Regions from separate parts of the Mus musculus genome. Here region 1 is linked to region 2. Evidence: chromatin contacts called from ENCODE POLR2A ChIA-PET data. All regions are on one chromosome and are shown on one strand. Each heading gives the region's core, a stretch centred on a gene start or an enhancer-like site at or near the end of the contact. The rest is flanking DNA. Distances are from core to core; before and after follow the strand shown.

What was found. ChIA-PET counts read pairs that join two places held with the same protein, here RNA polymerase II (POLR2A).
Region 1: POLR2A ChIA-PET joins it to region 2 with 11 read pairs in embryonic stem cell. The contact joins the promoter of Uba3 here to the enhancer-like site in region 2. POLR2A ChIA-PET finds 5 or more read pairs at or near these places in 3 of 5 experiments (Patski and embryonic stem cell).

The regions. Positions count from the first base shown.
Region 1 is chr6:97,202,328-97,207,291 of GRCm38, reverse strand. Uba3 (ubiquitin-like modifier activating enzyme 3) reads left to right here and starts at 1,645. Exons shown (of 18, transcript NM_011666.3): 1 at 1,645-1,759; 2 at 1,945-1,986; 3 at 3,698-3,818. The coding sequence starts at 1,740.
Region 2 is chr6:97,273,526-97,278,168 of GRCm38, reverse strand. No RefSeq gene overlaps it. Among named protein-coding and RNA genes, the nearest start is that of Gm32191, 23 kb to the right of the region's middle. Within about 2 kb of position 1,673, at least 1 of the 3 ENCODE cell types and tissues checked has a DNase peak (open chromatin) inside an H3K27ac peak, as active enhancers do.

The sequences.
Region 1 (4,964 bases), core at 396-2,895, 71 kb after region 2:
CTGTCAGCTGTCAAAGTGGTGAGTCATGGTGACACACAGATGCAGGACTGACATCTTTGTGAACTTCTTTTGGGTGTGTTGTCTGCATGTACATTTGCACCACTTGTGTGCTGGGTGCCAGCGAGTTGAAGGCCACTGTGTGGGTGCTGGGAATTAAACCTGGGTTCCCTGCAGGCTTTCTTCTTCTTCTTCTTCTTCTTCTTCTTCTTCTTCTTCTTCTTCTTCTTCTTCTTCTTCTTCTTCTCCTTCTTCTGCTATTTTTGTTCTATTTCTAAGGCTCAGTTTCCTCTTCTCACTGTCTGGTTATGACTGAATTTTTAGCTCAATGTGTGCTATTGATGAAAGTAGCTGGGGGATCGTAACAGATGAGCCTTCCTTAAGGTTCAATGAGAGCAGGACAAAGTAGATTGCATGCCTCAAGTGAGTAGTAGCAGCCCCCCCGTCCCCCTTTAATGAGCACCCTAGAAGCTATATCAGGGCACTTCACTGGTTTTCAAACAGTGTGTCCACAAACCACCTCTTGTGATAAAACTCAAACCTGGCATTTGTAACCTTCAAGTAATTCCAATCAAAAACCATATTTGAGAGCCACTTAAAAATTCACTTAATTTTCAATCTTAAAATCGTGAATGTTGTTATTCTCATTTTACAAATGAGGATCTGGAAATACCCAAGGGCTCACAGTTAATAGCTGAGTAGTAAGGGTTTAAATTCAGTTCAGACTTACATATTAAATTTTTTTATCTCACTTTACTAAAAGTGATATGTTTAACACAATTATTCTTTCCTTTCTTGTCTACCAGAATCAGTCATTTACATACAATATATGACTGTGAAGAATAGAGTCAAAAATTCATTCATTTATTAACACTTTCAAGTGACAGGTTATAAATAAATCTCTATACTTTTCATACCTAATCATCTATCTTATCTATCATTCATTTATTTATCTAATATATATCTTGATGTATATATGTATAACAGATTAGTTTTCTGACAGACTGGTGTGACACTGAAGTGTCACAAAGAAAATAAGACTCTTCACCCTATGTCTATTTAATGCTTTAAACTTCATGCCCATAAAAGCAAGGGTTTTGAATCTTCCTGATATATGGAAAACGGAAATTTCTTTCACCAATTTTCCCGGAGAAAAGCACTGGCATATTGGGGTGGCTATTTTAGTTTTTAAATAGAATATATGAACATTTTATGCAATTATGTGTCAACGTATAAGTGTATAAATAAGTAACATATCTAAGTTCATGTGGCATAGCAACATTATAGATGGTATAATATTAAGTAGGCACAATTAATCAAAGATTTTAAATACACTGGGAAATGCTTGCAAAGCCTAAGGGGACCTAAGCAGCCTATTTAGCCACTGCTTCCCGCTGTTCAACTAGCTTTCCCAGACGCTCCCGCCCCTCCCTCTCGTCCCCTGAAGCCGCGCCTCTAGTACTGGCTCCGCCTTCGCTCCTCCTTCTAATAGCCCAGTCTCAAAGCACTGGACCCCGCCCCTCCGCGCCTGCTCAGTTTTTCCCTCCTAAAGCCTCGGAACCCAAACCCCAGCTCCGCCTCTCCGTTTGAAGCCCCGCCCCGCCGCGCCCCCTCACTTTCTTACCTGAAGCTCCTCCCCTCCTCCCTGGCTCGGCTCTCCCTCCTTCCATTCACCTGCAGTCCCGCCCCTCCCGGGCGGACCCGCTCGGCGCGAGGGCCTCTGGGAAGAGGCGGGGAACAATATGGCGGATGGCGAGGAGCCGTAAGTATCGGGATTTTGCCGGAGCGCCGAGTTGGGCTGGGTTGTGAGAGAGCGCGGCGGTGGGCAGTCACCGCTGCCAGCCGGGGGTCCCCCAACCCCTTCCCCGTCCCCTCGCCCCCCATACCCTTGCGGCGCCCTCTTTGGAGCTTGATGCTGACCCTTCTTTTATTCTCTCTTTCTTTTAGGGAGAAGAAAAGAAGGAGAATAGAGGAGCTGCTGGCTGAGAAGTTAGTGCTGCTGGGAGGCCGGGGTCCTCTCCGGAGACCCCCGCCTCCCCCTAATCCCAGGCCTAGGGGACCAGCCGCAGCGGGCCCGAGGGTGCTGGGAGGGGGTCACCTGGAGCAGGCCGCGCGTCCTCACCCCTGACCCCGTCCCCAGCTCGAGCCACCGGCCGGCTGCTCCCTGGCTATGCTCCTGCAAAAGCCACCCGGTACTCCCCTCTTCCTCCAACCCAAATTGTCAGAGCTGTGACCTTGTGGCAAGTGAATCCAATCTAAATCTAAATGGACACGAGGCCTGTTTTGGGTCCTTGATGAACACTGAGACAATAGTACACATAAACTTTTTATGAACACTCCGTGAATCAGGAATTGTGTTAAAACTTGTCATTTTTGCAAGGTAATTGGGTCTTAAAGGACACGGCAACTCACTTGCTCTCTCATTTACCACACAACCTGTATTAAATACTTAGTTTTTTTTGATGCCGCAGACTTTAAAATTCTTTTCATATGGCCAATCCTACGTGATTCCTCTCCCCGCCCTCCGTGGGAAGGGGGAAAAAATACTCGTGTATTGGGTGTGGTGATTCATAATTTCTGTGTCAGCTCTCAGTAGTACTTTGGTCTTTTCCATGCCCCTCCCTATGGGTGAATTTCAAATGCAAGGGCTCACCCTTTCTCACCGCTTAATTCCCAACTCAGCACGAAATAACAAAGTTTGAGCGCTTGCTGTCTGCCAAGAGCAGCCCCTAAGTTCAATACCTGATGATCTCTTTACCTCATGACCATCAGAAGTAGTTGCAGTCTACAGCTGAAGTTTCTGACAGTTAAGGAATCTTCTCAAAGCTAGAGTGTGCTTGGTTATGGCGTGAGACCCAGCATTGCATCAGAACATCAGCTATGCAATGTATGTTAGTCCCTTTTGTAAACAATTGAAATCACTAATATATTTGAAGGTAGAAACTTTGGGGTTACAGGAAAGTTATCACAACCAAACATGAATGAATCTGTGGTTATAAAGTGCATTTGAGTGTTTTGTTTTGTTTTTTAGAGAAGTCCCACTTTATTAGTTGCATGTTCTCAAAGATTTCTTGATGGTAAATAAATGCCTATCTGTGGCATAATTGTAATCTAAACATTTTTCTTGTGTGTGTGTTTTGTGACAACAAATGGACCTTAGTATTAGGAGAGGTTTGTTTGTTTTTTATTTTTAGTTTTTAAAGGAAAAAAAAATACTGGGATCCTTCTGAGGAAAGAAATGTATGATCATTGCTTTCATCCAAAGTGTTCAGTGGCTCTCATCTTTCCAACTTGGGAGGAGCCATAACTAGTGTTAGACTGAAGCACCATAGTTCTCAGAGACCCCCCTCAACCTATGCACTTGTTACTTCTACTGAAGGAACAAACGGTTGATGGAAACTCAGAGTGACTGTAAATACCAAACAGAGGGAAGTCCTTTCTCACTTAGTGTTTAGTGTTGCGACTTTGATCTGTGGGTGCCGAGGAAGCTAGGAACACAGAGGCAGAATTATTTTATCAAGTAGGTGAAGAGTGCTTCCCCATACCAGACAAGCCAAAACTGGGAAAATAGAACCACAACTCAGTTTTCCTTTTTATTTGAGCAGGTCTGATGTGTGGTTACCATTTGGGGAGACCTAATAGTTCGGGCGTGGCTTTTTCGTACTGATCTTTGCAGCTGAATTTACTGTGTTCTGTGCAGAATGGCTGTTGATGGTGGGTGTGGGGACACTGGAGACTGGGAAGGTCGCTGGAACCATGTAAAGAAGTTCCTCGAGCGGTCTGGACCCTTCACACACCCCGATTTCGAACCAAGCACTGAAGTGAGAAACATTTGTTTTTAAACAACTGCTCTAATAGTCTTACATTTAAAAAATAAGACGATGCTTCCTATTAAACTTGCTATTATAATATAGATAATTAATGAAGTTGTTTTGTGAAATTAATCTAATTGAGTTGGATCTTTACAACTGATTTTATGTAAATGCCTAGAAATGCATTTTTATATTTTTCATATAAGTTTAAACATTTTCAAGTGTAGGATAAGTTGATGACATCATATTCTGGTATGTTTAAAATTCTAGTTTAGAATGATTCCTAAGACATATTTCCCTGTTTGTAGCCCTGAAGTGGTAAATCAATTCTAATAAGACTATAAGATACGCTTACTCAGGTATTCAAATTTAGTTGAAATCTTCACTTAGTATTGACTATAATTAATTGAATGTTAAAAATATGCTTGCAATAGAATAGATACATATTTTGAACTGCGTCTGACTTGAAGCAAATATTTGATTAGATAGAATTTTTTATTACAAAGTAATCACTGTAATGTGTTTTATGGCCTTTTGTGCCCATGAAGAGGTTTTGAAAGAGAAACGCTACTCATAGAGTTGTGTAAACGCTCGAGTTTGGTTTAGTAGCTTGTGCGAATAAATCGTTTTCCTTCTTTAGTGGTCAGCACAATGCATAGTAGTAATTCTTCCTTTGGATAATATAGTTATGCATATTATTTTCTTGTACTTTGATAGTGTTTCTGCACAGTAGCATAGGGCTGTCACTTCTGTTCGGCAGTGTGTCCAGGTTTTATCTCTGCTCATCTGGAACTTGCTGATTTTTCAAGTCTTGTAAACACTCATTGTTCAAAGAAAGGAACATGTGATTGCTCTTATCTAGTTTTTGTTAGACTTTCAAACACTTTTAAATTTTCACAAAGAAAAAGCATAAAGAATGGGAGGAGGAAAATAGAGAATACTATAGTAAAGTTGCTATATTACCTATAAAATAGTATACCAACACTTGAAAAAAGATATAACTAGGGATCGTTTTTAAGAAGTTTTTAATTTATTTTTATTTTACGAGTGTTTTGCCTTCATGTCTGCATGTATACCGCACGTGCCAAATGCCCACAAAGGTCAGAAGAGGGTGTCCTTTTCTCTGGAGCTTGGGGTGTGGATGGTTGTGAGCCA
Region 2 (4,643 bases), core at 424-2,923:
CAGGTTTCTTCTAATCGTTGGGCTGGGTCTGGACTTTCAGAGCGTACAATATTGGTTAAGAAGGACACCTAGGGGCCGTCCCGGTTTACTGCAGGCAGGCACTCCTAGCTGCCCTGGATTCGGGATTCTCAATATTGTATGAACAAGGTGCTGTAGGTTACAGGGAGAAGGAAACAAACCTAACGAAAGCCCAGTTTCTAATTTCTAACCCCCAACACTTCTGATTACTCGCTGTGCTCTTGGGGGAGTTGTTTGGGGGGTTAGAAGCATGGAGAAATGTAGGGATTCAATAACATCTAACTCTTAATAACGTGTGCCTCAGTTCTTGGGACAAAGTAAGCCACGTCTTGTTATTGTTTCTAATGGGACTCTGCAAGGAAGAGAGTTAGTAACATTTAACAGCATTAAATTTAAACATCAATAATGTAAGACTTACATTTTTAATAGTCACTGAAGACCACAGTAGAGGTTTATAAAAAGTAAAGTACTTTCTCAGGGGGAAAAAAAAGTCAAACAAGCCAAACTGGCAAGATTTTTTAAACACAGTCTTTTAGAAAATCAAAATTAATTTATACATACACACAAATTCTGCTTTTTGGTTTTTTTTAAATTTTTTAAGTAAAGACAGGCTTGATGTGACTGGTTTTTCCTTTGCTTCAAACAACAAATGGTTTGTCCCTGTCTGGTACTGTGCCAACATATAACAAGAGGGCCCAGTGACATCTTTGTTTGCTTTAGATACAAGAATGAGAGCCCAGGATAAATGCTCAGACACACCAAAGGTCACATAATCAAGTACAGAGGAAATCACCCCCACACAGGAGCATCCTGGTGCAAGTCACCTTTTAAAGGGCATATGAAGAAGGACCACAGCGTTGGGGTGATCACAGGGCCTCGTGCATGCTGGGGCTGGGGCTGCAGCACAGAGACACATGCCAGCTGGGCATGGATCTAACTCTGCGCAGTCATGTGTGTGAAGGGAGAGAGAAGGAGACAGAGACACAGAGAGACAGAAACAGACAGGGAGACAGAGAAAGAAAGACATAGAGACAGAGACAGGAAGGAAGTGGAGGGGGAGGGAAGGGGAGGAGATAGAAGAGGGGGGAATGGGGAGAGGAGGGGAGGGGAGGAAGAGGAGGAGACATAGAGTCTTACATGGCCAAAGCTGGCTTCCAACTTGTGTAGCAGAGAACGACCCTAAACTTGTAATCTTCCTGCCTCTACCTCCTGAGTGCTGGGATTAGAGGTGTGTGCCACCGGGCTTGATTCACTGGTGCTGGGGACAGAACCCAGGGCTTTACACATATTGGGCAGGCATTCCACCACTGAGCTACATCCCCCCACCCTCATACTATTACTTGTTGGCAGAGATTTGGGCTCAGAGCTTTCTACCGTAGGCTGTCATTTTACTGGCCATGTGGTAGAGTTTACTGGTGATGTGTTTAACAAACAGAGACAAAGACCCAGTTAGGTTTGAATTTGAAACAAGCAAAGGGTGAACCTACATGGAGTGCATCCATGTCCCCAGTGTGTCCTCTATTTTATCGCCCTGTCACCCAGGCAACCTGATGGTTTAGTAAATAGAGCTGCAATTTCAAAACGGTCTGGATCTCCCTGGTTAGTTTTGGCAATTCCTCTAGGCTCCACCCAACAGCTACCTAGCAACAGCTTGCGCAGCTGCTTGCTTGGTACTAATAGCCAAACTCTCCCCTCCCCCTCCCCTTCCCCCTTCCCTTCCCCCTCTTCCCCCTCCCTTTCTCGCCCCTCTTCTCTCTCCCCCTTTTCCCTCTCTCCATCTCTCTCTTCCCCACAAGTTCATGGCCATCCTCTTCCTCTCTCCTCCCTCTTTGTCCTTCTTTGTCCCCCTCCTTTCCCAGGTCCCCTTCCCGTTCGCACTTGGCCCGTCACATGGTGGTGATTCCTCTGGGGAACACCTCCGGGCCCAACGAGACTGTCCCTCTCGCCCCTGCCGCATTATATTATGTTTTATAAAACACAACAGTTAAGACTCTCATTTCTGTGCTCTTCAACAGATCAGCAAGTGTAGATGGCTTTTAACAGAGTAACGAGATAGAAAGAGGCGTCAGAAAGTGGCTCAGTGTCTTAGGCTTCAAGGCAGGGGTTGAGTTTCTACTGCCTTCACTACCATAGCTGCTTCGGCACAGGAAATGCTCTGCACAGAGTGTGGTACCTGCCCATCCTGCAAATGCTGTTTCTTATACTGAGAGCTCCAGCTCAGGGCAACATAAATTACTTCCTTGGCACAACAACAACCCCACCTCCAAGGATCAACTTCCATTTACAGTGCAATGTAAATTATTGAGAATGTGTGGACTGGGGGCTTTAAAAGTACCTGTAATCACGTTGCCAACCTGGCTCTGAAATATCAGCCAGTTCCAGCTCCTTGGAGCTTAGTAAATTGAGTATGTGGTGAGCAGTTATTTCTTCTAATAATGTGGCTGCGCGCTGATGCAGACAGAGATGTCTCTAGATTCGCCTCCACGTTAGTGACCTTTGGAGGGTTTGGGGGGCATTCGTTTTTTTAATTATAGAGGAGTATTAGACATTAGACCACTTCAATTCCTAATTCAGATCCTTTCGACCTGGGCAAGTTTCTCAGGGCCCTCCCAAATAAATAAACCCTTCCCTGAGCAGCACTAGCTGTAGCTTTATACAGCTTTATACAGCTGTCAACCTCAGGATTGCTGTGGTGTGTGTGTGTGTGTGTGTGTGTGTGTGTGTGTGAGAGAGAGAGAGAGGGGGGGGGTGGAGGGAGAGAGAAACAGAGAGAGAGAGAAAAACAAGAGAGAGAGAGAGAAACAGAGTCCCATCCCTCACCAGTCTCTTCCTCCATTAGGCTGTGTGCTTTTAGGTTTCAGGGACCCTACTAGATATAGTGATACATGCCTGTAATCCTGCTATTCAAAAGACTAAATACTTCAGTGCAAGGCCTTGTCTTAAAGTGGGGATTTAGGAAGTTCCATGAGTGTAGTATTTGTCAAGCAAGCACAAGAAGACATGAGTTAGAGTCCTAGCACCTAGGTTTAGGTACATGGTTTTAATCTCAGCACTGGGGAGGCAGAGACACCTGAATGGCTAGGGTTTGCCTATTTGGCCAGCCTAGCCCATTTGGTGAGTTTCAGGCTAGTTAGAGACCTTGTCTCAAAAAAAAAAAAAGGAAGAAGAAGAAGAAGAAGAAGAAGAAGAAGAGAAGAAGAAGAAGAAGAAGAAGAAGAAGAAGAAGAAGGAGGGAAGGAAGGAAGGAAGGAAGGAAGGAAGGAAGAAAGAAAGAAAGAAAGAAAGAAAGAAAGAAAGAAAGAAAGAAAGAAAGAAAAAGGGTAGCACCTGGGGAATGATAACCGAGGGTATTTATTCTTATTTTTATGAACACTGGTGCTTTGCCTGCGTGTGTGTCTGTTTGAGAGTGTCAGATCCCCTGGAACTAGAATTACAGACACTTGTGAATTGTCATGTGTGTGCTGGCAATTGAACCCTGGTCCTCTAAAAAAGCAGCCAATGCTCTTAACTGCTAAACCATCTCTCCAGCCTCCCAACCCTCAAATCATGTTTTATTTCAATTCATGTTTCACTTGAACTCTGAAGCCACATCATTACTCAGGAACGTCAAGTATACTTGCCCTGCAAGCAAGAAGACCTGAGTTGGATCTCCAGAACCCATAAGGAGGAAAGAAAGAAAGAAAGAAAGAAAGAAAGAAAGAAAGAAAGAAAGAAAGAAAGAAAGAAAGAAAGAGAGAGAGAGAGAAAGATGGAGTGAGGGAGGGAGGGAGGGAAATAAGAAAGGAAGAAAAGGAAGAAAAGGAAAGAAGAAAGGAAGGAAGGGAAGGAAGGAAGGAAGGAAGGAAGGAAGGAAGGAAGGAAGCAGGGCATGCTAACATGCACGTGTACTCCTAGGAGGCATGAGAACTTCATTGAGACACATATCTGTTAGAAGTTCTGTAAGCAGAGGTGAATGGAGTGATATGAGCAACACTAATCTATTGCCTGGCAACTTGAACATCTAAGATGCAGGCTCCCTTCTGGCTGATGCTTCCCGAAGGCTGTGAAGGAAAGTCAGTTCTACACTTCTTTCTCTAGTGCCTGGAATCTTCAATAGAGGTCTTTTTGGCCCTGGTTTTGTGCAAGCCCCACCCCAGCCTGTGCCTCCAATGTTCTCCAGGCATTTATTCTGCCAATCTCTGTGGCCAAACTTCCCCTTTTTATAAAGACCAATTGTGTGAGTCTAGGACCCACCCTAAGGATCTCAGTGTAATGAGCATGTGGAAACTTCTGGTTTCTTTGGAAAATCAGTTGTGTCCGATGGTGTTTTGATGGGGCAGACATGTGAAGGAACGTTTCACTGAAGCAGACACAGGTGAGAGGATGTTTTGCTGAAGCAGACACATGAGAGGATTCGTGATGAGGGACTTTTCTGACGCGCATGCATTGGTTCATCTTACATTGCACTGTTGAGCTCTGCTTGTCATGATGTCATAAAAAGAAGAGCACCAAAAAAAAAAAAAAAAAAAAAAAACCTCCTGGTGGTGCTCTGGCGACTTCTTGTCACTTCTTCAGACTCGGGCTGAGTGATGTCAGCTGTTACAGACTCACATGGAATTTTGCTATGACAGACTCGTGTGGTGAGA